Linked DNA regions of Homo sapiens: region 1 is linked to region 2. The links are chromatin loops, found by intact Hi-C in ENCODE. Cell type or tissue: breast epithelium. All regions are shown on one strand. Each heading gives the region's core, and the rest is flanking DNA. Links, peaks and the distances in the headings are about the cores only. Region 1 holds the start of CCDC201 (coiled-coil domain containing 201). Region 2 has its middle 14 kb from the start of RAMP3.

Evidence for each region. A loop is a pair of places that touch in the nucleus more often than their neighbours do. Peaks named below come from ENCODE experiments on the same cell type or tissue, not always from the same donor. Only the 100,000 strongest peaks of a DNase experiment are listed, where the experiment ranks them.
Region 1: a loop joins it to region 2, with 5 times the contacts of the local background. A loop is called at or near these places in 68 of 110 quality-filtered maps.

The regions. Positions count from the first base shown.
Region 1 is chr7:45,861,066-45,877,631 of GRCh38, reverse strand. It overlaps CCDC201 (coiled-coil domain containing 201), which reads left to right and starts at 4,550. Exons shown (of 3, transcript NM_001395235.1): 1 at 4,550-4,642; 2 at 11,138-11,596; 3 at 14,461-16,566. The coding sequence starts at 4,625. The coding sequence ends at 14,547. In breast epithelium, for the core only: no CTCF peak of the experiment used is centred there; a DNase peak (open chromatin) is centred at 9,964.
Region 2 is chr7:45,135,693-45,152,258 of GRCh38, reverse strand. No RefSeq gene overlaps it. Among named protein-coding and RNA genes, the nearest start is that of RAMP3, 14 kb to the left of the region's middle. RefSeq lists an enhancer at 11,327-11,396. In breast epithelium, for the core only: no CTCF peak of the experiment used is centred there; no DNase peak of the experiment used is centred there.

The DNA.
Region 1 (16,566 bases), core at 5,031-13,030, 720 kb before region 2:
TTGAAAGTGTATAGCACCTCCTCTTCCTCTCTCTCTCCTGCTCCACCATGTGAAGGTAGTGCTTGCTTCCCCTTTGCCTTCTGCTGTGATTGTAAGTTTCCTGAGATGACCTCAGAAGCAGAATCCTGTACAGCTTTCAGAAACGTGAGCTGATGAAACCTCTTTTCTTAAAAATTACCCAGTTTCAGGTATTTCTTTATAACAGTGTGAGAACAGACTAACACAATAGTTTTCCCTGCCTTGTGGTGCTTTACAAAGAGTACTGACCACTTATTTACATCCTGGGGTCAAAAGAAACCTAGAGCACACTGGTTGTGTAGAAAACAACATGTTATCTGTTGTGGTGGAGTTTCCACAAAAATATATTCAATGGAAATGGAAATGGGGGCAGAGAAGGGAAATGCAGGTGGAAAATCATGACTGTAACAATGTGGGTAGAAGATGTAGAGAGAGAAGGTGCTAAAAGTTGTTGAGTTTACCACATGCCACACACTGTCTTGAGGATTTTCTACACCTTATCACAAGACCCAGTGAGGGGCTCTCATCGTCCAGGGCTATGTGTCCCCTCCAAGGCCCATGTCAGCAAGATGACAAGAGCTGGGCTCTGAACCTCATCCTGCCACCACTTCCACAAGCACTGTATGTAACCCTAATGGGGTTTCAACATGGCTGACTAGCAGCCATACCCAAACTGGCAGCTTGGACTTCGATCGCATCTGAATTCAGAGCCTGTGTGTCCTGCGCAGTGAGAGGTTTGGGATTCTGTGCTGCAGAGCTTTCCTGGGACCCAGTGAAAAGAATGTGTCAGGCTCTAGGCTTGGACCCAGGAGCTTGCAGGCACATGCATGGCTTCTCCCCTGGCTGCTGCCCAGTGATGGCCATGACAGCACCTGACGGCTGCCACCCAGTGCCAGGCTAACACCACTGTGTGGAAACACACTTTGATTTCCCAATTATATTATTCACAGACACAAACAAAATATCCTTACACTGCCCAAACCAGTGTACCTATGTGCCAGGAGGTCACAGAGACCTGAGATTCAGGAGGTTGGGGCAACCCTTAAGTCAAGAGGTCAGGGCAACCCTAGAGTGAGGAGGCAACTCTGGGGACCTGGAAGTCAGAAAGCCCTGGGGGTGGCCTGGCCAGCTTTGTGCTGTATTTTGGGACATGAGATGGGGTCCAGGCTAGGTCCTTGGCAGCTCTGTGATCTTGGGCAAGTAGCCTGATAGCTCTGTGCCTCAGTTTTCCCATTGGCAAATGGAATAGCACCTGCCACATCAGATTTTTCTGTATCAGTCCTTGTGATAGAAAATAATTACACTATAGGAGGTCAGGGTTCCTCACCAGGTAAGAGGGTTGTCATGGTAGTCATTTGAGTTACTGTTTTCTTCCTTGTGCTCAAGAGGGCCCTCTGGGAAAGTCATTGTGGTTTCTTCGTCCTCTACAAGATTCAACATGGCCTCACCCTGATGGCTCTCTGATGCTGTCTGCCCCTCTCTCCTGCCCTCTGACCCCTTCTAACCAGGACACACTCTGCTGTCCTCTTGACTCCCCAGCATACTCTCCCAGTTTTAAGGTCTGACCCTTAATTCCATCAGCAAAGTCTCTTTTCCCATGTGACAGAACAGATTCACAGGTTCAGGGGAATAGGGCGTGGTCATCTCTGCAGGCCACTATTCTGGGGCCAAGTGGTACTTCTGACAAATACTTGTCATGTGCATCTGTTTCATCCTTGCCTGGAACTGTTAAGGTCTTATGACAGGGAACTTAGACTTTTGTGCTTTCAAAAGTAATTCAAGACTCCAGTCTAAGAACAAACCACTCTGTCCTCAGTCACGCCCAGGTGGCACATAGTGCAGGGAAGAGAGACCTGAGCAGGAACTGGGAACCGGGACCAAGCAGCCCCCGCTGCTTCACTCCAGTATTCTGCACAAGCCTCTCCCTTCTGCTGCCCTCAGTTTCCCCATCTGGAAAATGAATTGACGGTGCTAAGGGAGCTTTACCTTCAAACACTCTTATTCATTAGGTGTTGTTTTTAGAAAAAATGCGAAACAATTAAGTGATGTTAAAGTTTATCCACCATCCTGCCATCTGGATGTCACAAACGCTACCATTTCTGTGTGTCTCTTTTTGGATATGTGTGTACATATGTGCCTGTGTTAATTTTGTTCTTTTTTTTTTTTTTTTTTTTGACTGAAGCCTCCTCCTCCCGGGTTCAAGCAATTCTCGTATCTCCGCCTCCCAAGTAGCTGGGACTACAAGTGCACACCACCATGCCTGGCTAATTTTTGTATTTTCAGTAGAGATGGGGTTTCACCATTTTAGACAGGCTGGTCTTGAACTCCTGACCTTAGGTGATCCACTTGTCTCAGCCTCCCAAAGTGCTGGGATTACAGGCGTGAGCCACTGTTCCCAACCCTGTGTCATTTTTAAAATGAGATCACACTATACTGTCTATTCTATAGCTTTTTTCTCCTTTAATATATCACAAACATCTTCTCTGTAGTGTGTGTATGCACACATGTGTACATCCATGCACATACACATGTTCATACTCACATACTGGCTGCAAAGTATTCCTTCCCTCAGACTCATTCTAATTTATTTCATCAGTGTCCTTTTCCTGGCTTTGCACACTGCATCTACTTGGGCTTTTAAAGATAACACTCCATGGCTACCAGTAACAGGAAATAAGGAATGACTCAGTTTGATTATCTCCTGACATACTCATACAAGTGGAATTGCTGGTTCAAGGCCATCCATACTTTTAAGTGTATCATACATTCACACCAACTTGCACTCCAGAAAGGCTGTACCCCTAGAGCCCCACCCCCAGGGTAGAAGAATTTCGAGCCACTCTCAGCACTTGAACCTGGAGCCAGTCACCCGGCTGTGTTGCTCTGCGCCAACCAGGGCAAGTTGGGATGGCTCTCTGACAAACCCTTTCTAGTGCTCTCTGAAGCCTCAGGAAGAACCCAGGATTCAGGGATCTCAACCTCTCTTGCCACTGAGTGTTCTGAAAGCGGACAGTCAGAGGGTGAGGGTGAGCATTCACCGCAGGCCTCAGCTCTGCGTGCTGTACACAGGCCTGGGTGCTGAGAGCCGCTTAGCTCTGCAGCCGTGCCTCCTCATTTAGGTTCCTATGTGCAGATGTTTCAGAGCTGGGAAAGCCCTCACATAGCACTTCATTTTACAGAGAAAGGAGAGAGCCAGTGACAGCATTCATTCACCAAAATCACATGGCAACTTAGTGGCAAAGTTCAGAAAAACAATACAGAGTAGCAAGGGATAAAAAGCACTTATTTTGGAGTCAGACAGTCCTGGGTTCTTGTCTTGGTTCTGCTAAATACCACTAGGTAAACTCCAGCAATTTGCCCCACAACTATGGGCTGTCTTTCCCTTATTAAAACAGGCTTACTGGCCGTGCATGGTGGCTCACACCTGTAATCCTGGCACTTTGGGAGGCCAGGCGGGCAGATCACGCAGAGTTCGAGACCAGCCTGGGCAACATGGCAAAGCCTGTCTCTACAAAAAAGTACCAAAATTAGCCAGGCATGGTGGCATGCACCTGTAGTCCCAGCTACTTGGGAGGCAGAAGCAGAAGGATCCTTTGACCCCAGGAGGCAGAAGTTACAGTAAGCCAAGATCACATTGCACTCTAGCCTGGGTTACAGAGCAAGATTCTGTCTGAAAAAAAAAAAAAAAAAAAAGTAAGTAAATGAATAATAAAATAAAATAGGCACACTAAAAACTTTGCTTTGGGGTTGTTAGAAAACTGAGATTATGTCTAAGAACAAACTACCACAGATCATTCTAGTCGTTACTAGCTTCTGAATTGCTCTTTTTAGTTTCATTCCCCAAAAAAGTTAAGGCATGGTTAGAGATTACTATTAGTATAGATCAGCTTTAGTATAGATTGGTAAAGATTAATTTACCATTACTCTGTGGCACGTGTTGCCTTTCATTCGTGCAGTGGTTCCTAAGTGGACCTGCAGCAGAGCAACACCTGGGAGTCGTTAGGTGATACCAATCACGGGTCCCTGCCCAGGCCTGCCCAATCAGGAACTGGGGCTGGCCCAGCGCTCTGGGCTCTAACAAGCCCTCCAGGAGGTTCTGAGCAGCTCAAGTTTCAGAAGCACTCAATGAAGGACTGACTGGTAAGGAGTCTTCTGCAGAGAAACATACCTTGTAGTCCAGTGGTTGTGGGTCCTCTTTTCTTGACATGGAAACGTGTTTTTTTTTTTTTCCAGTTGCCTTGTGGATTGAGTTGGGGTGGTAATCTCCTTTCCCGTAGGTGGTTATGATGCACATCAAACAGTATTTGGCACAGGTGGCTTGTTGCTGGGGGGTGGGGGGGTGGGGCGCAAGTGCCCAGCCAGCCTTCACTTCCCACAGGCTCAGGTGCACACAACAGAAACCAACAAGGGGAAGACCTAGAGGGCGAGGGAAACCTGCCCCACACCTGTGCAATGGCGTGGCCGTCAGGCTAACTCTGGCTCGGGTGGGCTCCTGCATACCTACCTGGGCCTAAGTGGGGACACAGCAGGTATTTCTTGGTGCTGAGGGCCACAGGGTGGGCGCTGCAACTGCCCACTTGGAAGCCAGCCCCAGAGGCAAAGCAGGATGGAGCCTGGGGTGCAGGTAGGTGGGGAGGGGTGCAGCCTGGGAATGAGATCTAGCTGAATACAGTAAGAGGTGGCGGGTGGGTAGGAAGGAAGGGCCCTCAAGGCTGCCCGAGCAAGAGGTTGGTTGAGGACTGGCCTTAGGCCTGGCCCTGTCCTGAGCTGGCACAAAGCTGTGGCCTGGTCCTGGTGGCCTGTGGGTTGGGCAGGCCGGGCACTAACACCCTGGGGTCCTCGGGAGCCTTGCCCAGAGTCTCCTCTTGATGCCCACGACATGGCCTGCAGGAGAGATCTTCTGCCAGAGCCCTTGGGCTTCCACATCTCATCAGCCTGGGCTCTGAGGCCCCAGGTGTGTCCCAGGCCCTCCAGATTCCCCAGAGCCCACGCACAATCTCAGTGACATCAGGTGGGGTCAGACATTGTCCTGAGACACTGGGCATTGGTCCTCCTCCATCTCCTCCCCTGGCCTGTCTCATGAGGCCTTTGGAACCTCAGCATTAAGAACCACCTTAGCCACAGCCCTTAGGGAAAGCCAGGCCACCAAGGGGACCAGCAGCCCCAGGGCACAGTGACAGGACACCTCATGCTCTAGATGCAAAAGGAAATGCCATCCTGCAGAAGTAGATCACAATCCCACCTGAAGTTAAAACCTGTCCTTAGCACCCTGCGTTGCATACAGCTCTGGAGCCTACAGCTCCGCCTGCTGGATGGAGAAGTAACTCCCTCTCCCAACCCAGCAGTCCTGGGCACCCCATTCCTAGTTTCCCGTGCCTGGGCTTCTTCGTCAGAGAAGTAGGGATTCTTTTTCTATTTTTTATTTATAAATAGAAAATGCATGCCTGTGGTTTCAAAAGTGATCAAAAGTATAAGAGCATAAAATTTCAAAAGCATAAGATGCACAGTGACCACTGCTGTCCTCCAGCCCTTTCCCCACCATAAGGAAACATTGTTTTTAGCTGTTTCGAATATCCTTCTATAGAGTAACTCTCTAGAAGGGGAGTTGGTGTCCAAATAGAATACTAACTTACAAATTTGAGTGCTACCAAATTGCCTTCCATAGAAGATGTTCCAGTTTCCAAACTGCCTTCCATAGAAGGTGTTCCAGTTTCCTCCTTGTGTTGTCTAAAGTTTTCATACTTCTAAATTTTTGAAGTCCGATAGATAAAACCAAATGGGAATTTGGTTTCATTTTGATCTGCATTTTTATTACTGAGAATGAGGTTCAGCATGTGTATACTGAAGGACCAGTTTCTATGAACTGTTAAGAAACTGTGTGGATTTATCCATCAGGTTGTTGGATGTTTTTCTAAATAGGAAGATTCACTGCTTGTTTATCTTCTATAGAAATTGTGGTTCATCTTTTGTCTTTGCATTGGTGTATCTTTTTTCTTTCCTTTTTATTGTAGAAGTTTTTATAAGTTTATATGTAGTCTAGCTCTTTTATGGCCTCTATGTTGTAAGTCATAGCAAAGCCTTACATAAGTTTATAGATAATGCACTGATAGTTCCTTCTAATACTCTTATGGCTTTCTTTTCTACATGTAAGTCTTTAATCCACTTGGAGTTATCTTGGTGAACAATGTGATATAAGAACCCGACTTTGTTTCAGATTTTTAATTTTTTTGTTTTTTTTTCTGGTAATTTATGAATTTTTAAAATCTTAGATTCCTTGTCATTTATTTTAGTGTAAGCCATGAGTTACAGGGACTTGGCTTTGCTGTTATTATTTTTTTCCCAAGTGGCCAACCAGCCAGAAGAAGATGTGATGAAAGAGAACAAAAACACATTCTTCTCTAATTATTTGAGATGTACCTTCTGCCACATGACATCCTCCTATGCATGTCTGGGTCATCTGTTCTGGGCATACATTTGTAAAACATACTAAATTGTTTTCTCTGTAAGCTTTCAATATATTACAATATTTTATCAGAAAACATCAAATTATCAACATTTAAGTACTGATTTTTAGATCACTTTTATAAATAGATTAGTTAAAAGTAGTTTCTGTTAATAAAAATATACTTAATGTTACCTTGCAGTTTCTGTTTGATAAAAGTCCCAGTCTGTCTTCTCACCCCCATTTCTTAACTTTACTCTGAGATCTCAATCTCTTTTTTGAAGTTGAAGAATTTAAAGTCTTTCCAGTGCTGATTATTCTCCAAGTAACAAGATAATCTTCTATGGGATTTTGATTTTGTTGTTGTTGGTTTTTTTGTTGTTGTTGGTTTGTTCCTCCACCCGCCCGCCCCGTGATCTAGCATGGGCTTAAAAAGGTGAATCAGTCTCAGTTACTACTTTATTTCTGATTTTCTGTATTTTTTTCCTAGGAGTTCGCTCTATGAATGTTGATGCTGTATTGTCTGTTGTAATCATAACAGCTATGCATTTTGGTTTTGGGTTTTATTACACTGTACTTCCAGTTTTGGTCTTGTTTCATGTATTTTGCCATAAATTCAACCTTTTCCAATATAAATATTGATGTCCACATTTTTTCATTTGCATTTCTGTGGCATTATCTTTGCCCATAATTCTACTTTGAAGCTTTCTACAGTACTTTGTCTTAGGTATGTCTCACTGTATGCAATGTGTAGTTGGATTTTGCTTTCTAACCCAATCTCAGTGTTTTAATAGGTGAGTTTATTGTTTGCCTTTATTAACATGACAAATATATTTGGCTTCTAGTTCTTTCAGCTTACCAAAGGAGTCATATCAATGGTAAATAAATACATGAAAAGATGTTCAACTTCTTTACTCATTACAGAAATGCAAATCAAAACCACTATGCAAGTAAGATGCTGCTTGTGCAAATGAGATGCACTACTAGACTGTCAGAAAACTTTTTTAAAAATTAAAAATTGGCAGTGCCAAATGTGGGTAAGAATGTGGAGCAACTGCTGGCTGCGGTGGCTCACGCCTATAATCCTAGCACTTTGGGAGGCCGAGGCACGTGGATCACCTGAGGTCATCTGTTCGAGACCAGCCTGGACAACATGGCAAAACCCCATTTCTAATAAAAATACAAAAATTAGCTGGACATGGTGGCACATGCTTGTAATCCCAGCTACTCTGGAAGCTGGGCAGGAGAATCGCTTGAATCCAAGAGGCAGAGGTTACAGTGAGCTGAGATTGCACCACTGCACTCCAACCTGGGTGACAGAGCGAGACTCTGTCTCAAAAAAAAAAAAAAAATGTGGAGCAACTAAACTGTAAAGTAGCAGTTTTCCAGCTTGCCTGTACTATTCTTCCAACCCACCAGCAATGTACGGGATGCTGGTTGGTGGGATAGAAACATGGTGCAGGCAGGTTGGAAAGCAGCTTGGCAGTTTCTGATGCTGACTCATGCTGTGGAGTAAATCCTATCCTTCAGGTTATTTGGAGTTCACACAAATCCAGTTTTAAGGGCTTTGCTGAAGGAAACGATGTACAAAATAAACATACTCCAAGAGCAACACAGTAGAAGCTCTGTAAGTGGTCATGATCAACTCATCATCCCAAAAGGAGGAGGCACTCCCTCCCTCCTTTCCGGCCAAGACTGACGGGTTTGGGATGTGAAGCCAGACCTCCACAGAACAGTTGCTCCTGGGTAAGCCTTGGTTTCACCAACTCTAGTTCACACCTCATTGTTGCTGCTTCTGTTTCAGGCCAATAAGCCATCTGGGTTTGAATATTTCCTCTGGTGACTTGACTACAATTATACTTACCTCATAAGAATGCATAAGAAATCAATGAGAACAGATTTTAATGTTCCAGCACACTCTACTGAATAGATGGTTCCAAGAAGAACCTTCCTTAGACCACATTTTTTTTCAAACCTCTTCTGCCCTGGCCTCATTCTAAGGCCTTGGTGGGAAGTGAAACACATAGCTCTTTCTATACTATCTCATTATGCCACATTCAAATATTCTATTGTGCATGTTTTGTTCAAAAGAGTCAGTGACATGAGAAATCGTCAAGGATGTGGAAAACTATGTAACAATGTGTATTATGATTCCATTTATGCAGATACCTAAGTTTTTTCCTTTATATATGGAATGCATGTGTCATATTTGCTTACATGGAAATATGCTGGAAGGAGAGGTAACACAGTGCTAAAGGAAACTACCTAGAGGGAGAAGGACTAGAGAAAGGTTAAGACTGGACTTTCAACTGGACTTTCTAGTATAACTTGTTTGTTTCTATATTGTTTGACTTTAACAAGAGGAATTCACTTAGAAAATGAGAGCTGTGTTTAAGTGCTACAGCCCCTTCCCCTGAAAGCTGAGGGCAGGGTGGTTGAGGAAGGGTCCTCCCCAGAGTGGATGCAAAAACCATGTCAGAGTGCTGGCTTTGAAAAATACAGGGCTCATCTCCTAGGATGATGTAAGACTCTTTCCATTCTTTGTCCAGCCATCTGTGCTCTGAAGAGTGAGGGGAGTCCTGAGGCCTCACATTGGGGATGAGGTGGGAGAAGCCACAGACCAGGGACTGTGGCTTCTCCTTAAATGCAATTTTCACTATCTCTTCTATGTCAGCCAGTCCCTAAGATGGCCATCGGTGACCTTCACAATTTGGTAGTCATACCTTTGTGGGGTTCTCCCACACTGAAGAAAACTGACTGGTGCAAGCAATAGGTTTTGCAGAAATGAAGGAGTGTGACTTCTGAAGTTAGATTATACAAAGACATTGCAGCCTCCATGCTGTGCTCTTTTGGCCTACTCTCCTTGGAGAAGACTATTCTGTATCTGGAGGACACTCAACTAGCCCCTGGAGAGGCCAGGCAGAAATAAACTGAGGCCTCCCACCAATAGCTAGCACCAAATTGCAGGGCATGTGGGTAGTGAGCAACCTTGGCATAGAACCTCCATCCCCAGTCAAGCCTTCAGATGAATGAAGCCAATACCTCAATGACAGCCTCATGGGTGACCCCAAGCCAGAACTTCCCAGAGAGGCTGCTCCCAAATTCCTGACCCATAGAAATTACAATTACAGATGTCTGTTTTAAGCCACTATGTTTTGGTGTATTTGTTACCCAGTAAATAACTAATATACTTTCCCACCACTTTGAATGAATATCCCTAATCCATCTCAGGTTTAAAGCAAGTGCTCATCTATCTCTTTGTTCTAAGAGAAACTTAGCTCTCTATTACTTCACCATCATTAAAATGGTTTCTAGCTGTGCCTCCCCCAAAATTAACTACCAGATAATCCTCTCTGTGTACAAATGCATACAATAATTTAGCAAAGTGGTGACGTCCTTGAACTTATGACACAGTTATCAGCCTGGGAAGAAGCTGCAAGCCAGTCCTGAGCAGGTGGACTCCTAGGTGCAGCCCTCAGGGTTTCACCTTAGACTGGAGTGGACCTGTTTTCAGGAATGCTGATGTGCTTTTTTGAGTCTCTCCTAGGTACATTCTGCATTCTTGTGATTGCTGGCTCTGTCCAGGCAATGGACATGCACTTGCTAATTATACGGTATTGGCAGGCATGCATCAGGAAATGTTAAAATCATTCCATTTTTAACATTCTTTTCTTTTAGAAAAGTTCCAGTTTTTTCTACACCCTGAATGACAGTGGCTTCCTTAATTGATTTAGGATGTCATTGCCTGCAGCAGACATTGTAACTGGGCACTGTTACTCCTACTACCAAAAAATAAATGCCGGAAATTGTTCCATTCAAGTGGGATTAAACATAAAATGAAAAATCTGATATTGCTTTGGCAGTTACCTCCATTGGTAGTAAATCGGCCAGATGTGCGGAGATACCAGTTAGGAGCACGCATGTGTGTGTCTGAGACACCAAGAGATCATTACAAAGCAATTGGACAACTCAATCTGCTGTCAGGTCACTTTAACATGGACAGACTTCAAGGGGCACTGCAGAGGCACATACCTTATGGTGAACACAAATGTGCTTGCCGGGTATAGTTCATCAGGATCTGAGAAAAGGGTGTGAGTGCAGGAGCATGATTCACTTAAGGCATTCTTTTGGAAGAAAACATTGGCTGTGATGGAATTGTTACAGTCCATCCTGGGGCTTGGGGTTGGGATGTTACCTCCAGGGCACACAGCACCTACTGCAAGCCACCTGCCCAGTGTGCTTCACCTGTTCATAAAATACTACAATGTTTGTCAACAGTTTTGCCTTTTTATGTTGTGAGTCTACAAGTCAGGATGATTTCATTGACAATGCCTTACAGATTTTTCTTGGTGGAAAAATATGGTTACCTGAATGTTATCTATGCTTCAATCCTATTCTTGAAAAATACATCTCTGACAATGCTTACTGTTTTGACAATAATTACATCCATGAAAAGGCAAGCACAGAGGGGCGTGGTCTAGCCCTGTGCAGGGTTCCATCTCAGGGCCTGCAGTTCTGCCCCTGGGTTCTGCACACTCCCCTCTCTGGGCGACAACTTAGGTCTGCCTCATGGGGCCATCATGCTTAAATAAGAATGTGCCTGGGGTCAGAGTTTAGTGCCTGTCTCAAGGCTCCCCAGGACTTTCTAGGACTCAAAACTCTGTTTTTACTTTGCAGGATCTAGGATTGAGCTCCTCTGAGGATGAGAGCCCCTCTCTAGCAATCAGGAGCCCCACCTTGAGAAAGCCCCTGAAACACAGCACCCCTGAGGAGGCAGCCCTGGGTTGGAGCCCAAGGCCATCGGGAGGTGCCTCCTATCTCAGTGGGTCCCCAATGCCTGCACACTTCTCTCAGGACCTTGCATCCCACCCAGCAGGGGTCAGCCCTCCAGCCACTGTTAGGAAAAGGAGGCTTTCTACTCTCTGGGCCTCCAAGGAGTCCAGCTTGGATCTCTCAGCTCCTGGGGAGGAGCCGCCCACATCAGCCTCCTTAACCCAGCGGCAGCGGCAGCGGCAGCAGCAGCAGCAGCAGCAAGAGTCCCTCCGGGCAAAGAGCTGGGCACAAAACCCTGGATTGCCTGGGATCCTGAACACAACAGGGAGGAAGAGACGAGACCCGAAGAAGCGGGCAGCTGCGGTATGCATTAACCCTGTCCCTGCCCCATCCCTTTCCCCCAGGAGTTCTGGGTCCCTGTGGAAGATTAGGAGAGTGAGCACTGCTTGGGACATGGAGCACTCAACACCCTCCTTCCCCCAATTAATGCTCCCATGGCGTGGCATTGGGGGCCAACACACCCTTACTCTGCACATGAGGTCACATGGGACAGGATCAAGGCTGTCCAGCCTTTCTGACACCTGCTGCTGCCCTGTCCCAAGACAGCTCTCTGCTCTGAGGGCCCCCGTGACTGATGCTGCCTATGGTAAACATGAGCTTCCTGGCCTCATGGTCTGGCATCCAGACCCAGGCTGCCGCTGGCTGGCTGCTTTGTCATTGCTCTTTAGCTCACAGGAGTCTGGGTGATGACTCTTTCAGCTTTGGGGCTTTGCAGACATGTTGGGGTGACAGGGAAGGTCTGATATGTCATCTTGTTACAGAATAGCAGAAAACAGCCTATTCTAGTAAAAATCTGCCTGGCTGTGCTGAGTCTCTTGGCATCTTCCTATGCTTTGAAGAGGGAGCTGTTACATTCCTGGAGCACTCCTGCATTTCTAAGGACCTGGCTAGGGTGGCTCTGGTGTCTTTCCATGGACCATTGTGACAGGGATGTCCCACCTTCACCATAGCCAGGTTTGCAGGCCCTTGCCACAGCTGGAGAACCAGCAGGGCACACACTGTCTCAGACCTACTTTTTACTCTCAGAGGCCATCTTCTTCCTTTGCTAATTGGAGATGCTGTGAAGCTGAAAGGACCCAATGAGAAGAGGATTGCAAGGGCTCTGATCCCCAGGGTAGCAGCCAGTTGGGAGGTGCCCTGGCCCTCTCCTGGCAGAATTCTGCCTCCTCGCCCATTTCCTGGTTTATCCTCTGGCCTTGTTCTAGTAGCTTCCTGAGAAGGGGCACTTTTCCGGCCAGCAGTCTTGGAGCCCTTTCTCAGAACTGGAAGGCCCTGTGTGCCCCTGTCCCTGACTCCCACCTGCCCAAGCCTCTCCAGGTCCCTTTTGTGGTTCTTGGTGGTGCTGAGTTTCATTTTGGGGTGAGTAGTCTTGCTCAGCTGCAGGACACTCCCTGGGCCCATCTGACTCTGGAAGACCTTCCCCTACTTTTCCTTCCTAACCTTGGGCTCTGTGTTCTTTCTCCGTCTGTGATCCTCTGCAGTTGGATGTTGGACATCCTGATTGATTCTCTGAGTTTCTTTTCTATTTGCTATTTAGCCCTTTCTTCTACTTTTTAGGAGAGTTGCTCAGTTCTGTCTTCCGAGGTTACTGCATGATGATATTTTCTTCCTTGCCACACTCCCTCATGTTCTTTACCCTGGCTTGCTTGCTGTCTTCTCTCACCTTCTGAGGGTGCTGATTTTGCAGTGGAGTTTTCCAGCCTCTCTTCCATGCCCTGCTGTCCTGTGGCTGTGCCTGGCTGCTGCCTCCCGATTTGGAGGGGGCCATCACAGGGCTGGGTGGGAGCTGACGGAAAGCCCCGAGTTCCGAGTGGGAACTGTCCACCAAGGGTCACCCGGGGGTTAACTGCTTCTTCACTGCACCACATCTGCCACCTCTTGCTAGTCAGCATCCCCATGGGTTAATGTTCCCACCTGCGGCCAGGAGAGGTGGGACTGGCTGGGGTATTCTGGGAGCTGAAGGTGAGAAGGGACCTGAAGCTCTCACTATGGGTAGAGCTTGTGGGGAACAACCCATGTGGAACGCATGTTGTGGATGCTCCCGATGGAGCATCCCAGCGGCCCCCAGCTGAGCCTGGATCCCCACAAGGCCCCTCTGTGGGATCAGAGGCTATTGCATCTTCCTCAGTCGCTGTGACAAACTGAGTTTCTGGGAGTCCAGACAGGCAGTGCCTGCGCCACACAGCCCTCTGAGAGCCTCAGCTCTCAGCAGCCTCCCTAGAGGTCACCCTCTGTGGACGGACATAAACACTGGGCACCAGGAAGGCAGCCCCTGCCTCGGGTAGGGAGGGGCACTGGGAATTCGCTGGTCCTCCTACCAGATGATCATGGGATCTTGCAGACCCCAGCCTGGCCCTCTCTGCTGGCCAGCAGTGGTGCTTAGAGCTTTGGCCACTCTGTCTCTGCTCCAGGACGCCTCCCGGTGGCTCCTGCTGGCTCTGGCTCAGGCCTTCTGCTCTTACAGCTGGCCCTCTGGAGGCCACTCTCGTTCCTTATTCTCAGTCCTGTGGGTTTGCTTCTGTCTTACACTTTCAGGGCGTTAGGAAGACACTGACCACTGACCCATGGTGGGCCTGCCATTGTTGGCCAGCGGACCCCAGCTACACTCCACGTGATCTGACTCAGCCACCCAAAATCCCCAGGTTCCAGTCTCTACTCCATCCTGGCATCGTGTTTAGTGTCAGGAGTTTACCCATCCTCGTCTTCCCTGTGCTGAACTGGGGAGGCCTCCTTCATTCCCTGCTGCAGCTGCCCTAAACACCCTCCTAGAAGAGGGGGTTCTAGAGAGCACAGTTACAAAATCCCATCTAGACTGACCTATGCACCTGTTCCCACGCAGGCTCGTCTACTCCATGCTCGCAGCCTGTCTGCCCCTTCCCTGGAACTTTTTGTCCCTGTCCCCTCCTTTGTCAGACACAGACTTCATCTGCACCTTACCCCATTCACCTATACACTCGTCTGTCTCCACACCAAGAGTGGGCCCTCTGGGTGGCACAGTATCCCATTTGAAGTATGTTTGAAGCACACAGGCAGAATTGTATAGGGCTGGCTGGGCCAGCTGCAGACCTTGAGTGGGCATTTATTTTCTAAAGCACATTTTGCAGCAGAAGAGCTTGTCTCCAGTAAAGATGGATGCTGCTATGGGGTGATGCCTTTCCTTTAAACAGATGGAGCGAGTGCGACAGTGGGAGATCTACGTGCTTCAGAACATTGAGGAAGCCACCCAGCATGAGCTCACCATCGAAGATGACTGAGTGCTTGGTGCCAGGACAGGAAGGCAGGGTGCTCTAGAGCTGCCTGCCTTGGGCTGGCTTCATCGTCCACATGGTGCCCTCCTTGGGCTGGCCCCCAATGCTGTTGCCCTTCTCCATGGGGTGGGAAAAACAGGTTTGAGAAGATCCTGTTGCTTAGACTGTAAATGTGTTTCTGGGAGGCATTGACATTGATGAGGGTCAGCAGAGGTGGCAGGTTAAAGAAGACAAGGCTCTGCATGGTGTGTAACTTGAGCCCTGGGTTTTCCACTGCCCAGCTCTGGCCTTGGAGACAGCTCTCTGCTTGTCTGAGCCTCAGGTTCCTTACCTGACACATGAGGAAACCCCATCCCAGACTGATGAAATGACTGTGGAGCTGATGTCTAGGCGAGGGCGGCCGTAGCCACTCAGCCTTCTCAGGAAAGAGTTGGGCCAATGCCCCATGAGCATATTTGAGACAGCAGGATTGAAGGCCTGAAGCAGGAACTGGAAAGAAAATCTCTGCACTGGATGGTGGGTTTCCAACCCTATGGTTATGGTGGTCTCATTGGAGCACCAATGGTGAGGGATGTATGTTCCCTTCCCTTATGTGGAGAGGAACCAGGTTTTGAGAGGAGGGGAGTGCCCATAGTCCCACCCCTAGAGGGTACCTACCTCCTTCCTCAATAGGCTGTAGGAGAAACCAGACTGTGGGATCCCAGGATGTTTGCAGATAAAGGCAAGGAAGCTTAGAGGAACTCAGAGGCCAGTCCACCCACACTGCATGGCTGAGAAGTCTCCAGGAGTCACCACACCTGGTATCAGGGGCAGGGTAGGTATCCTAGTGAGCCTGAAATGCCACTCTAGGAAAGCCCCAAAACCGTGATTCTCACCTGGAAGGCATTCTGGAAATCTGAGAGTGCTGGCTGTGTTTGTTGAGTGTGTAGGGCTAGAGGAACTTAACCTTTAACAGTTACATGGGCCAACCCCCTACACTCTCCAACGCTGTGCTCCCTGCTTAACATCAGGGTCCCACCCAGGTGATCAATAATACGAAGGTAATACATATTGTAAGGAAGAAGAAAGAGATGTCCAGGTAGCTTCAGTTTAACCCAAAGTCAGCATCAATTCTCCCAAGTACAGGCATCTCAGCAAGACCTGTTTGTGTGGACATGTTATGGTTACTAAATACAGAGCTAGAGTTTATTCATATAAATGTTTGCATCATCCACTCTAAAAAGCTTGCTTTCTACTTCCTAAAAAGAATGCACACATTTCCAGCCTAGTCCTACACTGCCTCCCTTCAAGTGTGCGGACAGGTGGGCTGGCATCTGGAGTCAGTGAGAAGGGCAACCCCTAGATGAAATCTGAGACTGGCTTAAAACATAGGCTCAGACTGGCTTAAAAGATAGGACATAATAGATTCTAAGGGCATGTGAGGTCTAGGATGTTCAGTTTTAAGAGACAGGTGAAAAGTTTAGATCTGCAGGGTGGGTGGAAAATATTCCTGATCAATAATTGGGTTCTTCCTGGAAACACCCACATTTCTTTGGAGGTTTCCAACAGAGAATGAGATTCTTCACAGGAGGGATTAGATATAGCGGCTGCAGTTAGACAGTAACTTCATATTTCATTGGATGTTCTATATGAGTGATAAAAATTTATTTACTGTGTAGTGTGTTTAAACATTTATAGGTTTTATGAACTAGTTCCTCCTGTATAAGCTATTAAAAAGTTTACTTTTTTCTTTTTTTATAACTTATATATTATTGGGTTACAAAATTATCAGATTTAAAAAATGTTTATTTTACAAATTAGAGTACAAAGAAGCAGAAAAAAACTGCCTATATTGCACACCATAGAGATAAATACATCAGAGTAATTCTTTCCAGTCTTTACTATTAAAAATAAACTGTTTTCATGAGAACTATTCCCGTGGTCTGTGTTTGATGCAAAGTGATTCAGGCATGTAGTTATGTTTCTATCTCGTTTTTCAAAGAATGAAATTCAAATTCAAAATGAGTCCCTGGAGGAAGAAAAATA
Region 2 (16,566 bases), core at 4,231-12,230:
GATATGAACACAGAGGTGATGAAGCTCACAGACCTTGAGGCAAAGAGATGATCCTGGATTATCTGGTGGGGGGTGGGGGGAGGCCAATTTAATCACATGAGCCCTTCAAATCAGAGAACCTTTCCTGGCTGGATCAGAGAGTTGAGACTGGGGAAGAGAAGTGAGATGTCACAGGTTTCGACCTCCGATGGCTGGCTTTGAAGATGGAGGAAGGAGTCACCAGTCAAAAAATGGGGTGGCCTCTAGAGCTGGGAACAGCCCCCACTGACGGCCAGCAAGGAAGCAGGGGCCCAGGGCCTACAGCCACAAAGAATTCCTCTCCGCCAACTGCCTGAAAAAGCAAGAACACAGACTGCCCTGGAGCCCCCAGGAAGGAGCACAGCCTGCCAAAACCTTGACTTTAGCCCGGGAGACCCACGTCAGAACTGTAGGATAATACACTCGTGTAGCTTAAGGTGCTAAGTTTGTGATAAAATGTTGTGGCAGCCCTAGAAAACTGTACCACCTAATATAACCTAAAACTCATACAACTAACACACTTCACGTCTTACTTGGGCCTCCCCCAGAGCAACCCCTGACACCGGGAATGGAGGTGGGAAAAGCACACAGGAAAATCCCGCAGTGTGGGAGGTACACCCAGCCCTGGCAGCCCTACTCACATCACACACGGCTCCACCCAGAAGCCGCCCTCCTGCTGGAGTACAGGGTCACCCTGTTGAAAAGCCAGCTTGGAGATGAAGCCCTGTGAGAGTGAGGTCCCATCCTCCACAATGCAGTGTACATTTGCCATGTTGCTGTGCAGACTCCACAGGGATGGATATCAAAGAAGAAGCAGGAGGCCCCACGCCATCACTCCAGTGGCCCACATGGGGAAGTCATGTTGCCCATGCCCATAACTCTGACTCTGCAGGTTGGACGTCCTGATCCTACCAGGGGGAGAACAGAGTGACCACTCTGATAGGAGGAGCTGACCCTGATCATTGGGGAAGGAAGGGCTGCGGCTTCACACCGGGGCCAAAAAGGAAGATGGAAAACCCAGGCAGTCAGTCCACTTAGGGGTCTCCGGGCCCTTCCTGGCAGTGCTTTGACAGTAAATGTGCAAGAGCTGCAGCTATGGCCTGGGAGGGGCTGGTGAGACCAGGGAGAGACTGTCCAACATGCTAGCCAAGAGTCAAGGGAACCCAGGAGGGAGAGTAGAGGGCAATGATATGAGAGCAGTGGCGAGAGCTGTAGATGACCCCACGATCTTCCTCTTCTGAGCTTCCCCAGGGAAGAGGACAATAGAATCCTCTCCCTGGGTCCTGCATGCCCCACTACAAAGGACACATTCTGAAACCATCAACTCCCTTAGAACAACCCGAAACCCCTCTTGTGCTGCACTGCATCCTTGAAATTAGGCCTCACTGGTCTTAATGTGTGACTACTTCAGATACTCAGTTTACCGTCCAGCCTCAAACCTGATTAAAGCGGGATGATAACGGCATCATCTAGCGAATGACGGATCGGATTAGAATGTATCTTAAAAGAGGAGATGGATACTCAATAATGGAAAAAGAGTTTAAATTATTGCCTGAGTCACTTCATGTTGAATTCCAAACCTCAAAACCCATCCCCAGGACTCAGGACTTTAGTGTGTAATACCAAGGAAATGGAGGCTCAGAGAGAAGGCTTTGCCCCAGGGAACCCGGCTGGACTGTCCTCAAGTCCGTCCTCCGCTCATGTGCGCTATTATTTATTCTCATTGGTCACCCTTTATTCATGCCTGGGTCCTGGATGACAATCGCCCACCCACCAGGTCCCTCTCCAATGAACGCTCGACTGTGTGCTTTCTCCACAAACAGCTTGGTTCCCACAAAGCCACACGGAAGCCACAGGGGACGGGAAGGCAGTGCAACAATGGATGGTGCTGGCCGTTGTCAGCCGACAATCAGGCTCTGTGATTTTCAAATTTCAAAAGGTCTATGGAGCCCAGACTTAAGGTGAAAAACCTTCAAAGCCAAGAGAGAGGAGAATCCCTCTGGTTGCAAAAGAGTCACACAACAAAAACCCCAAGTCACCTTTTTCTAGGTGGAAACCCCTTTTTCATTTTTTAGTAATTCTGCTCAAAGAGATTCTGTCAGCCTAAAACTACTGCCAGTGACTTCTCCTGCTACCACTCTCCACTCAACACCATCTTTCTCCACACCCCACTGTTACAGAGGAGGACGAGGTGAGGTCCTCTCTGTTAGCTGGCAAGAAGGATGGAGAGAAAGTTTCTGTCCATGCTGGGCACTCATGTCTGCCCCCTGGATCGGTGCCACACTTGATCTTCCACCCACACTAACCTTCAGACACATCACAGATCCTCTACCTTCGCTTTTCTGGCCAATAGGAAGCACCAGTGGCAGATGGAAGGGCTCGATGCAGCCCTGCCAGTGGCTTCTAGACCCAGCCCCTTTCCCCTGCTCCCTCAGGCCTGGGGCTGCAGCTGGATGGCTCCCTTTCTGGTTGGCAGATGTTAGGTGTGCTTCCCCATACAGCGCTGGCTCCTTGGACACCACAGTACACAGACATTCCCTGCTTCAATCTGCTCTTTGGAGAGTATGTCCCATCTCCAGCTAGCACGCTGACTGACCTACCATCTGAACTCCACATTTGTGATAATAGACCTGATCCTTCAATAAAAAGTAAAGTCATGGCTGGGAGCAGTGGCTCACACCTGTAATCCCAGTACTTTGGGAGGCTGAGGTGGGAGGATCACTTGAGCCCAGGAGTTCAAGACCAACCTGGGCAATAAAGCAAGACTCTGTCTCTACAAAAAAAAAAATTTTAAATCAGCCAGGCATGGTGGCATGAGCTTGTGGTCCCAGCTACTCAGGAGACTAAGGCTGCAGTTAGCCGTGTTCGCACCACTGAGCTCCAGCCTGGGTGAAACAGTGAGACCCTGTCTCAAATAAATAAATCAGTTAGAGACCAGCCTAGGCCACATGGCAAAACCCTATCTCTAAAAAAAAAAAAAAAAAAAAATTAGCCAGGCATGGTGGCAAGCACCTGTAGTCTAGCTACTTGGGAGTCTGGGATGGAAGAATCACTTGAGCCTAGGAGGTCAAGGCTGTGTTGAGCCGTGATCGCGCCACTGCACTCCAGCCTGGGTGACACAGTGATACCCTGTCTAAATAAATAAATTTTTTTAAATAATGTAATTTTCTGATTAATTGCCTGATTTGCTTTACTTGAAGTCCCTCAGGTAGTAGTTGGGGAGCCCCTCTTGCACTCCAGTGCTGACTTCATATTGCACTCCTTTTCCCCTTCACCGGGGAAATGAAAAGACTGAGAGGAATGAATGATGTTCAAGTTTACTGCATGCCTTCCTGTGGAATGCATGCTACCTGGGGCAGGGTCCACATCTGTCTTGTTTATGATTGTAATACAGCGCCCAGAACAATGCTTAGTACAACGTGTGCGCCTGACGCATACTTGTGTAATGAGCGAATGAACAAATGCCCTCTGCAAGTTGTGCACGTGCATCAGGAGTGTGACATCACATGGCACTTTGAGAAGCAGTGCGGAGGATCCACCGGAAGCACAAGGACACATGCCTCCGCAGGGAAAGAGATGGGGAGATGGTGAGCCGGTGAGTTTGGGGAATAGCAGGCCCATGCCGAAGTCTCCGCTGGTCTGCCTAGGTCCTGGATGGTGGACGGGGCCGGCTGCAGACAAGGAGCAGTAGTGGAGGGAAGGAGCCAGGCCTGACGGGCGTTGCTGTGAGGCTGACCTGAGCTCAGAGAGAGGCGGGCTGCCGGGCTGGACCTGTGCAGAAACCCTGCAAAAGCACGGGGCTCGGCAGGCTCGACATTCAAAGGCCAGGACAGGAGGAGAAGCCAGCCAGGCTAAGGGGCGAGCTCTGCGGTGTCTGACCTACAGGAACGCCGCTCTTCTCATGCATGAGTGCGGTTGCCGCCGAGGAGCCGAGTACGGGCTGAGCCTGGCCCGCTTCTCTGCACAGCTCAGAGCCTGGAGGAGGTGAGCCGCGTGTGTCCTCCATCCAGGATGCCCATGTACCCTCTCTGAGCTCTCAGCGGCTCATTTCTGCCTTCTGCTGGAATTAACCGGCTCCTCATTTCGCTCTGAGACCCTCCTCCTCCGGGTCAGCTCCCCCAGCTCAGTCTCCTCCTGGCTCAACTTCACCTGTCAAGATGGAGCTGCAGGGTCACCTCCTCCGAGGAGCCTTCCTTGACTCTTTTCTCACATCTGATCTCTGGGCTGGGTGCCCTCCTGCGCTCGCCCGCAATCCCCAGCTCAGGAACTGGGTTTCACCATCAAATGCCTGGGACAGAACTAAATGAACTTTCCCTCACCCAAACACTCTGTACCTTTTTGCAGTTTTGCATTTTTTATACTTATGTGTGTCTTCATTTTCTTGTTTTAAACATTGATATACTGTAGAGTGTTTGTCACTTTTTTTACATATTTATTATAAAAATATTTAATATATATTTTATTAATTTCAATTACAATATCTTTTTGATATTTTATTTAAAATTATTTTATTACAAAATGTTTTATTACAAAATAATTTTTTAGTTACGAAAGTGCTAAATGTTAACGCCTCAGTCCCACTTGTCCAGAGATATCAGTTAAGTTTCTTTTGTGTCTTTTCTGAAGTTTTAACAATATTTCTATTGCAAAATTTATTTTTATTACATAATTTTTTAAGTTTTCAGGGCATCCCCACACACAGGTAGGGCATACATGTATACACACATCTGCACATGCATCTTCTGGACACATGACATTCCCCACCTGCCTAGGAGCTTCCTGGGACCACTGCCCAGTGTGCAAACCAATCACCTCCAACCCCCCAGCTGAGTGTAAGCTAGTCACATGGTGTCTCCACCCCTTCTGCATGGTCAGATGGACATAATACCCAAGCTCCTGCTCAAAGTCTCCTTGCTGGGAATCTGAAATTGGGCTGAGACTTCAGTTCAGCCTGGGACCATTTCCCGAAACTCAGGAGGAGAGAACCCTGGCACTGCCGAGAGATGCAGCCAGAGAGGAGAGGCAGAGAGAACTCCAGTGCCCATGTACTCCCGTGCTCCAGTCCTTCTTCAGATCCAGCTGTGGGGCCAGCCCTCATCCGAGGCATGCACCGTTTCTCGTTGGGCTTTAGGCAAAGTCTGCTTTAGGACAGCCTAGGGGGTATTCGGGGGCAGCAACAGGGTGTGCTATTCCGTGCCTAAGGCCCAACTCTTGCTCATGTCTGGTCTCAGAAGCCAGTGACTCTGTGACCGCTGCCCCCTGGCCTATTGCCCAGTAGGTGGCCCACTTGCCCTCCCTTCCACAGTCATCTCTAAGTCACACCTGGGGTTCCCAGAGCATTTAGTGCTTCTAGCCTTGTCTACCTCTCTTGCCCTTTGACCTTGCTGCCACCTCCACCCCAGCTGGCCCCAGGACAATCGTGGCCTGAGATGGAGAGGCCTGAGACACTCAGTGTAGCCCAGTGGAGCTCAGCCTGAGCCTGTCAACTCCCGTCCACCCCCTGCAGGGACTCCTTACTTGGGGATACAGCCCACCTTGCTCAGCGGTTTCCTCCCGAGCCCAGGCCCACGGCCCTGCTCCCGGCCTGCCTTCGTTCATACTGCTCACAGCACCTGGCTCCGCTGGCTGTAAAAGCCCTTTTGCCCCATGTTGGGTACACTGCCTGATGTCCGCCAGCCCCCCAGCCTTATGCTTACGGGACAGACAATGCTGAAGAGGACACCTCAACTACAAGTTCCAGCCCTGGGTGAGCCTGGCTCCTTTCCTAGAGGTTCCTAGGCTAGCCCCATCCTAATGCTGTTCAAAAGGGCCCCTCAGAGACTATGTCTGGGCAGCCCTCAGAGCCTTCCTGACTGTGTCTTAAACCTTCCTCTCCAACCACAGGGGCCCAGCCTACAGCCTCTACACCCCCCACCCCTCCCATTTGGCTTTCTGTCTGGGGCTCCCACACTCATTAGCCATAGTCCCCAGGTCTGCATCAGGTTGTCCCAAGCCTTCCAGAAGAACAGAGGCTGAGAGGACACTTCTGTAGGGTCCCTACAGCCACGGAGGAGGAAACCAAATCCAAGGGCCCCGGGTGCAGAGGCACAGCTGAGGAGCCCCAAGCCCCAGACCAGTGCTGGAGCGATCCCCAGCACAGCAGCCTCTCCCACTATCCCAAAGACGGTGCCCCCCCGCCATCAGCATTCCCTGGCAAACTTTTCCCATCCTCTGGTTTTCGGTGGGTGGCCACAAATGCCAAAGTAGCTCCCATCACCTTGGAGCACAGAGCTTTTTTTTTTTTTTTTGACACAGGGTCTCATGCTGTCACCCAGGCTGCAGTGCAGTGGCGCCATCATTGCTCACTGCAGCCTCAACCTCCCAGGCTCAACCCATCCTCTTGCCTCAGCCTCCTGAGTAGCTGGGACTAAGGGCACATGCCACCATGCCCACCTAATTTGTTTTTTCTAAAGATGGGGTCTCACTATGTTGCCCAGATTGGAAAAGATTTTCTTGAGAATGTGGCTGACGAGCCCCGCCTACCCATGCGGCCCTTGCCGCCCTTACCCGGCAGAACTGGGGGGCCCAGGACATTCCTGATCTGATTCTCCAAGATAAGGCAGCCCTCCTTGCATCAAATCATGTATTCTGGACTCTCTAGAATCAAAAATAAAAGTCTCAGCAATACTTATGCCTGCCTTATGGGTCTCTCCATTTCATTATTAAAATGGCTTCTCCCCACGCCTGCAGCAGCCCAGCAGTCCTGCTGCGTGGGCAGCCTTGTAGGAGGGCTCAGCATCGCCCCACAGCTGATCCCCTCCTAGGTATGGGGTTAAGTGTTCACCTCTTGGCTTCATCACCTCCCAACTATGTCACATGGAGAAAATTACTTGGCCTTTCTAAGCCCCAGTTTCCTGGTCTGTAAAATGAGGGTAATGTCTGGTCTGGAAGGATTTTGTGGAGATAGCTAAGATAATGATGAAGTCTAAGGCCCTGAGCACAAAGCTCAGCCCGAAGCTCAACGAAGGACAGCTGCCTGCTATCAACCGAGACCTCCCAGTCCCCCAGAGCATCAGCTGCATTCCTGTCCCTATCACTTTCTGTGGATGGCCCCGTGGCCTCCTGTACTGGGTAAAAGTTGATGTGCTCTCTGCTCCCCCGTTTCATCTTTACACGCCTCATCTTCACCCTCCCTCCACTCCAGGGATGGTATATGGGGTTCTGTTTCCAAAGCCAATTCTGCCACGTTTGCCTTACAAACCAACTCTTGGAGCATCTACCCTCCAACCATCTTTCCCGCTACTCGCCACCTTTCATCTTAACCTTTCCCTCTAGTCTTGATATTTCCTGAAAAGGCGCCACTGAAAGCTCCAAAGTACGCTCCTGGTTCCCAACCCCTGTGAACACTGCCAGACCTCATTTTCTCCAACTTTGGCAGCATTTGGCACTTGCGGCCCCCTTACCTCCCCTCCCCCATCTCCCTACTCCCTCCACCCCACCCCCCATACTTTCTCCTTCCTGGTATTCTTCAGTCACTCCTCTCAGTGTCTTTCTCTCCCTCCCTTGCCCTAAGAACACAGGCTTTCTCCAAGACTGGCCCTTGGCAGTCTCTCTCTTCCCTCAGCACCTCTTGGCAATATAATCCATGACCATTAAGACCATGCATTCTGCACCCTGTGCAGACAAATCTGAAATGACCCTGACCTCTCTGCCCCCAGTCTGTCCTCTACCTGTGCCTCAAACTCAACAAGCAGAAAAGCAAACAAGGGACAGCTCCCTGAACCCCACCCTCCAGATACCCTCATCTGAGGACTGAATCACTCTGCCAGATCCTTCCCACATTCAACACACCACTGTGATCCAATTTACACTAGACACACACTAGACACACCACCCCAGCAATAGGATGGGCACACACACACTCTCCCTCACACAAGGCTGGGGCATGGATTCAAGGCAAGATCCCTTTGGAATGGTTCATTCTCGCTGACCTCCTGGTCTCGGAATAGAATCAAGTCCTTGATGCCTTATAGCCACTCATCGCTCTTTCCCCTAATCCTGCTCACAAGAGCCCAGGTTCCTGTTTAATTAAGTCAAAAACAGGACAAAAAGCTGAGAAGAATGGTGAGTCTACAACTTGGAAGATGCTCACCCTGGCTCTCAGGATAGTTACAGTCATAGTCATGGCAGATGCAAAGGCAGGGGAAATATAGTAACATAAAATACAGAGCCAGGGAGAGTGTGAGCAGGAGATGGGGCAAAACTGCATATAGTATTCCTCAGCCGTATGAGAGCGGCAATCCTGTCTTACCCATCTTCAAGCCTCTGATGCCCAGTAGAGAGCCTCGCACATAGTAGAGACTCAGATTTTTGTGGGATGAATGAATCCCTGAGTCCTCTGCTTATTCCTTTATCTTTCTCAATAGGTTACACCTCTAATGAGTCAAAGTAAATGCTGTGGCTGTGAATGGGCTTTCTGACTAAGAGCTCAAGGACACTAGCCTAACGGGGTAGCCTCTCAGTGCTGACTGTGCTTACCCAAAGCCAGACTTGATATCCTGAACTGAAAAAGGGGGAGGCCTTCATCAGAGATCTGGAGGACTTGGTGAATACCAAAGATGGTCCCTGTCAGGGAGGTGAGCATTTGGCACAAGAAGTGTTGAGGAGAAATGCAAGAGACATGGGCCATGAAACTGAAGATGTTCCTTCCAGATTTTCTTGGATGCCAGGATTTTGCTTTGGGAATCTTTTAAAATAATAATAATAATAGTAATATGAAGTAGGCCAGGTGCGGTGGCTCACACCTGTAATCCTAGCATATTGGGAGGCCGAGGAGGGCAGATCACCTGAGGTCAGGAGTTTGAGACCAGCCTGGCCAATATGGAGAAACCCCATCTCTACTAAAAATACAAAAATTAGCCAGGCGTGGTGTCAGGTGCCTGTAATCCCAGCTACTCAGGAGGCTGAGGCATGAGAATCGCTTGAACCCAGGAGGTGGAGTTTGCAGTGAGCCAAGATCACGCCACTGTACTCCACCCTGGGTAACAGAGCAAGATTCTGTCTAAAAAAAAAAAAAAAAAAAAAAAAAAGATGAAGTATGCCAGAAGCTCTTAGTTCATAGGCACTTAATAACTTCATTTTTGTCTGTCCCCATATTACAGGGAGAAAGAAGTAAATAAAGGGCTATTTGTCCAGGGCCAAATGGCTGACCTGGGACTCTCCTCCTTTCTGGATGTCAGAGCAGAGCTGTCCTGAACCCTCATGATAGCAAAAGATCTGAAACTGGTGTTGGTAGTTGGGGAAAGGCAGGCTTCTGGAGAGGTGGGGGGCACAGGCTCCTGTGCAGTTCGCAGACTTGGAAGGCACCTTCCGGGTTTTTGTGTTTGCATTTTCTGCACTTTACAGAAGTGGTACATGTCGTTTTGGGGGAAGAAATAAAAAATGAAGTGAAACAAAAGGAAATAAAAATCATCTGTGGCATATTGACTTTAGAAAAAAAAATCATAATACCTTCCAGCCTACTTTTTACGTTTTTTAGTTAGATTCATGTGAAATCATAACCCTCCAGGCTCCCCTGCTGCTGCTCTGAGAACATGCACTGGGCACCTGGAATGCCAGGTGTGAATGTGCTCTTTGGCTTCCCTGGCTTTCTCGTGTCCTGAGTATGACCATTCTGCCAGTACTGTGTCTGCCGTGATTGGAAATCCTTTATCTGTCTTCATTAGATTTTACAACAGGGAAGATACTGATGTTTTTTCTTAGTTTGTTATGACCATTTTACTATTTGGTAATAATAAAACCTTCTATAAAGTTAAAGGAGTACATGGTGGTAGCAGTAAAGAAGACAGAAATATATCAATTTAAACCTTGTGCAACACAGTAATACATAAAGTGAAAATTATTTTCTCCTCCCCTTTTCAGCCCTACTGTAAAAAGAAGGCTTCTGATGGCTGAATAGTATTCCTTTGTGTGGATATCACAATGGACATCACCAACTTTCTAGTGTTAGATTTTCTGTACAACAAATAACAATGTGATTTCATGGTAAAATCTTTGCACAGGCCTATGTGTTACATTCCTGGAATAAAATGGCTGCAGAGTGCAAAGGCAGCCACACACACAGCTTCAGGAAGTTCTTTCCTGGAAGCCACTCTGGGGTGAGGCCCATAGTTCCCACACTCCCGCCACCTGTTGCAAATCTGAGACCCAGAGAGGGGACGGTGGTTAAGCTAGCATGGGGTCCAGTGATCCCATTACTGGGTATATACCCAAAGGATTATAAATCATGCTACTATAAAGACACATGCACATGTGTGTTTATTGTGGCACTATTCACAATAGCAAAGACTTGGAACCAACCCAAATGTCCATCAATGATAGACTGGATTAAGAAAATGTGGCACATATACACCATGGAATACTATGCAGCCATAAAAAAGGATGAGTTCACATCCTTTGTAGGGACATGGATGAAGCTGGAAACCATCATTCTGAACAAACTGTCGCAAGGACAGAAAACCAAACACCACATGTTCTCACTCATGGGTGGGAATTGAACAATTAGAACACTTGGACACAGGGTGGGGTACACCGCACACCGGTGCCTGTCGTGAGGTGGGGGGAGGGGGGAGGAATCGCATTAAGAGAAATACCTAATGTAAATGATGAGTTAATGGGTGCAGCACACCAACATGGCACATGTATACATATGTAACAAACCTGCACGTTGTGCACATGTACCCTAGAACTTAAAGTATAATAATTTAAAAAAAAAGAAACACACACACACACAAAAGAGCTAGCGTGGGGTCCAGTTTGTTGACTCAGTCAATTGTTGGCTCTTTTCATCCCATAGCACTGCCTTTCCCAAACTTACCTTGGATCATCTCTTCCAATGACCCAAGTAGCACCTAAAATGGCTAAAGAGTCACCTGTGTAGAAATCAGGACAGACATAGGACCTGGAGAATGGCCATACTCTGGGTGAAACAGAAGATAGGTGGAACAAGAAAGCCCGGGAGGCCAGAGGAGTATGTTCACACCTGAGATTCCATGTGTCAGAGGAGGGGCCTGGTAGAAGGTGATTGGGTTACGGGGGCAGATTTCTCCCTTGTTGTTCTCGTGATAGTGAGTGAGCTTTCACAAGACTTGATCATTTAAAAGTGTGTAGCACCTCCCCCTTCTCTCACACTCTCTCGAGAACTCTTCTCTCCTGCCACTATGAGAAGAAGGTACTCACTTCCCCTTCCGGTATGATTGTAGGTTTCCTGAGGCCTCCCCAGCCATGCCTCCTGAACAGCCTGTGGAACTGTGAGTCAATTAAACCTCTTTTCTTCATAAATTATCCAGTCTCAGGTAGTTCTTTATAGCAATGTGAGAATAAACTAACACATAGTCCTTCCTTGTGTATGAAGTTTTCTGTGCATTTCTGGGCCTGTGAGGTTAAGGCCCTAAGCCTGGATGCTGTGGCGATACTACAGTACCACTGAGGTATCCCCACCTCGTGAGGCCTCTTAGAAGACAGCCTGTTAACCTTCTAGTAGCACTCAACCCCGCTGGCCTTCTTGGCTCACAGTGCTTACAAGGACTTCTAGTAACCACTATGCCCAACGTTATACAGCATGTCACAGCCCATAGGAAGTTTTCCCATTTTCTCTTTTGAGCCTCACCATAAAATGCAATCAAAGCCGGGGCAGAATGATTGTCCTCACTCTGGTGTCAAACAGACTTTGTTTCAGACCCTGGCTCCCAGGTCCTTTTCTAAAGTTCTCAGTCCATTTCCTTATCTGCAGAACATAGATGACCCTGCTCATAGGGCTGCTGGAAAGAGCAAATGAAGAAATGCTCCTCTTCCACCCCTGAGCTGGCAGGAACAGTGGCCGCCCCACGACTCCCACTACTGCAGGGCAGTCCCACTGCACTCCACGTTGGCCCAGCCTAATAAGATCTCAGCCTGCAGCTTTTCATGCTTCTGAGGAGTATGGTTTATACACGTAGGCAAGCAGAGGACAGAGTGAGACAGGGTGGACTCAGGCAGGAAGAGACACTGTAGGAGAAGAGGTAGATATCTGGAGAAGAGGGACCTTGTTTGGATGTTTTGATGCATGAGTCTAAGAGCTTGAGAGGAGGAGCAGCCTAAGCACCTGTGGGCAAGGATGGGGAGCAATGGGGTCCATTGACTGAAACACAGATGTCCTCTGGGCATGGAAGACGTGGCTCAGTACAATAATTAGCCATGCAGAACAAAGGAAACCCTACTGAAACACACATTTTATTAAAAATTAAGTCAAGCCAGGCACGGTGGCTCACAGCTGTAATCCCAACACTTTGAGAGGCCAAGGCAGGAGGATCACTTGAGGCCAAGAGTTTGAGACCAGCCTGGGCAACACAGTGAGACTGTCTCTATAAAAAAATAAAAAATACAAAAAAAAATTTTTCAGAGTTCATTTGGGAGGCCAGGAATTCGAAACCAGCCTGGGCAACACAGTGAGACCCCATCCCTACAAAAAAAATTTTAGAAATTGGATGGGCATGGTCATGTGCACCTGTAGTCCCAGCTATTTGGGAGGCTGAACTAAGGGGATTGCTTGAGCCCAGGAGGATGAGGCCACAGTGCACCATGATTGGACCACTGCACTCCAGTCTGGGTGACAGAGTAAGACTCAAGTCACAATTCAAACTTGAAATCCCAAAAGCATGTGTAGGAAGGAGATTCTGTAAATAACTCTGGTTGTTAAGTGAAGAACTAGTGTGCTCAGCCATCCCTTCTTAGCAGTGGTAAATGTCCCTTTTACTGAAATGGATTTATGGAGGGCTTTCTAGAAGTGTATATACCACATGACAGGCAACGGGGAGCCTTTTCCACTCCTGGTAAGATCTGCTCCCTGAGAGCCATGTTTGAGGAACATACGCTACTTGAAAGTTTACTTGAAGACTAGAAGCAGGAGGCAGGAATGTTTCAGCCTACAGAATAAAGGCAGGACAGTGGCAGCATGACTGGACAGGAAGACCAGAGGAGGAGCAGGAGGCTGGGGAGACAGAGAGAGGGCGGAGGGAGAGGGCAGGCAGGATTATCAAAGCATTAATAATCCACTGTAAACCCAACCTAGCCAGGGCCATTTTTTGGAGGAGTGGGTAAGTGTGGAGCCACGCCAGGCAGCAATGAGTAAGGAGGAGCAGGTGTTCCAGATCCAAGTCAGGGTGGCCACAGGCAGCCCTTGGGACCCCCTGACTTCCCTCACAGCCTTGCAGGCCTAGGTGTCTTCCAGTCGACATTTTCAGGCATCGGGGTGCAGAGAGAAAGAAGACACACTCCCTGTCTAAGTTCTCAGTCCATTTCCTTATCTGCAGAACATAGATGACTCTGTTCATAGGGCTGCTGGAAAGAGCAAATGAATTCTCAGTCCATTTCCTTATCTGCAGAACGTAGATGACACTGCTCATATGGCCGCTGGAAAGAGCAAAGGAAGAAATGCTCCTCCTCCACGCCCAGTTGACATGTCTATTTTCTTACATCCCCTTCTTTCCTACCTGAAGGATAACATTTTATGGATACTTGTTTGTGTTTTGCCTTTTTCACTTAAAGTATGTCTTAGAAATACCCTCACCTCAATTGTGGAGCTCTTCCTCCTTTTTTTTTTTTTTTTTTTTTTTTTTTGTTGAGACGGAGTCTCGCTCTGTCGCCTCTTCCTCCTTTTTAACAGCTAAAGAAATATGCTTCTAATAAACCATGAGCAAAAGAAGAAATAAAAATGGAAATGATAAAATATTTGAACTGAAAAATAATGAAACTACCACATATTAAACTTGTGGATTATGGGCCAGTGTGGTGGCTCATGCCTGTAATCCCAGCATTTTGGGAGGCCGAGGCGGGCGGATCACCTGAGGTCAGGAGTTCCAGACCAGCCTGGCCAACACGGGTGAAACCCCGCATCTACTAAAGATACAAAAATTAGCTGGGCATGGTGGCGCATGCCTGTAGTCCCAGCTACTTGAGAGGCTGAGGCAGGAGAATCATTGAACACAGGAGGTGGAGATTGCAGTGAGCCGAGATAGTGCCATTGCACTCCAGCCTGGGTGACAAGAGCAAAACTCTGTCTCAAAAAGAGAGAAGAAAATAGACATGTACATGCTCATTTGTGCCAAAGAAATATAGAAAAGGATAAATGAGGAGCTAAAGAGATTGGTCACCTAAGAGAAGGGTGGAAAAAGGGTACCCAGGGGGATGAGAACAAAGTGATAGGATGGGGAGGGGTACACTCTGCGTCTCTAGCCTTTTGTGTGACTCTTAGAGTTAAAGTAGAGTTCACACACTCAAAAAACAAGCAAAACCCAAAATGGAATGCAGACAGTAGCACTTGAGCTTCACAGCACTGCAAATGAACAGCACAGCTGCATTGAAGGGAGCAGGGAGGAAAAGAGCTCACCTAAGTCATTGTGGAAAACAGTACCGGGACTGGATCCTGTATGGCTAAAGGCAAAAAGAACCGCACAGAAATCCTGCGATGGGCCAGGCACGGTGGCTCACGCCTGTAATCCCAGCACTTTGGGAGGCTGACGAGGGTGGATCACCTGAGGTCAGGAGTTCAAGACGAGCCTGACCAACATGGTGAAACCCTGTCTCTACTAAAAATATAAAAATTAGCTGTGCATGGTGGCACGTGCCTGTAATCCCAGCTACTCAGAAGGCTGAGGCAGGAGAATCACTTGAACCCAGGAGGCGGAGGTTGCAGTGAGCCGAGATCGTGCCACTGCACTCCAGCCTGGGAGACAGAGTGAGACTATGTCTCAAAAAAAAAAAAAAAAGAAATGCTGTAATGTAGCCAGTGAATGTATTTCCTCCAAGGGTGTGGCAAGCAATTCTGAAACTACTTGAGGCATGGACTAGAACTGAAAAAATTAGTAAGAATATCATAATAATGACAGCTGGGTTTCTCACTGTTGGAAAAAGAAGTTACAAGTGAGGAAAGGCTAAAGCGAGCCCCATTGTGTTGGTTTGGAACCAGAGGTATCAGTATAAACTCAGGACTTTAATCTGCATACAAACAGATAGACACAGAAATACACATGCATGTCCACGCGTGGGTTAGCAGACATGCGTATATTTCCTAGCCTGTCTGCTGATGAGAGAGCCTCAACAAGGGACAACCCAGGAGCATGGACAGCTCTGCTAGGATCTCAGCTTCTAAGCACCATTCTCCAGTAAAAAGGCACCATGATCCTTAGAAAAATGGCTCATTCCCAGGTTGAAGCAGGGAAGCTACAAGATGAGTTTGGAGCATCTTCTCATGCCAGAAAGTGAGAAAGTGCCCAAAAAAAAGAACAGTTGTCAAAAGAACATGGGAGCCAATCTCAAGGCACTCCCAATGGCCAAAGCTGGAACAAAGTGCTAAGTAATCTAATAAATGATGGGGCAAAGGGCAGCCTTTCCTTACAGAATAATTCCAGTTAATAAGTGTAGAAGAACGAAGACAAACTACCATCAGGCAAACACCACAGTAATAAGTGGTACAGACAAGATCCACCAACGAATGTTAAAATTAGCGGGCACAAGTTTGAAAAGAACAAGTTATTAGTATAATCTCAAATTCAACCCCCAAGATATTTATTAACTACAAATGGAGAGATACACAGAGTCACTTTTCAGTGTTAAGACTTCCAGGCGAAGGCCACCAGGTTGAACAAGTTGGGTTTATTTCTTGCTGCAGTAACAAGGGAGAACACAGGCTTTGGAGAACCATAAGGCGACTTGGGGAGAGGGTGTTATAAAGGCCTCATGAGATTGGGCCTTGATTTTGGGGGAGGGTTTAAGAAAACAGGGTTTTTTTCTGGGTGGGAGGCTGTCAGGCAGCAGGAGTAATTAATTCTGTGATGAAATATCTTCAGCTAAAGTTATAGTTGGTAAAGAAGCAGCAATTGCTCACATGACCCAGGAGAGGGAGCTGTTGGGCCATTTTGTGGTTAGTTGATGTTCTCCTGAGTTACACTTGATTATGGAGCAGGCTTCTTTCTCTGAGGTCGATGTTTTGGGTAATTGTTTGTGTTCAGCAGGAGCACCCTAAGGCATGGCCCCCGGATGTCAGGGCTGCTAGTCTCTTTCTGAGCAGTGGAGACGCTCGGCAAAAATTGGTCAAGATTAGTATCACCAATAGACATTGCCAAAAGAAAACTGGCAGAGCTGCATTAAAAATCAGGTGAAATGTTGTCCTCTTACATCTTACTGGGCTTTGGCGTCTAGACCTCCAGTCCAAGGACAGGGCCAGAAACAAAGCTCATCTTCAGGCTAATTCCCTGGAACTGGAAATGCCTCCAGAGCAAAAGCAGCTTGGAACGTCTAGGCTCACCCCGCTGGGTTCTTGTCTTCTTCCAGATCTTGCTAGCTTTTTGATGCTTTCAGTAAGACTTTTGGGGGCTATTATTGTTCAGCTTCTTGAGTCATCCTCAGAGGGGAAGTTGATCTGGATTGCCTAGCTGCCAAAGGTCTTTCTTCTGATTCCTCAGGAGAAACCAGGGAGAGACTGAATATCAAATAGGACAATAGCCAGGCCATACATATGAGTAGAACTTGTCC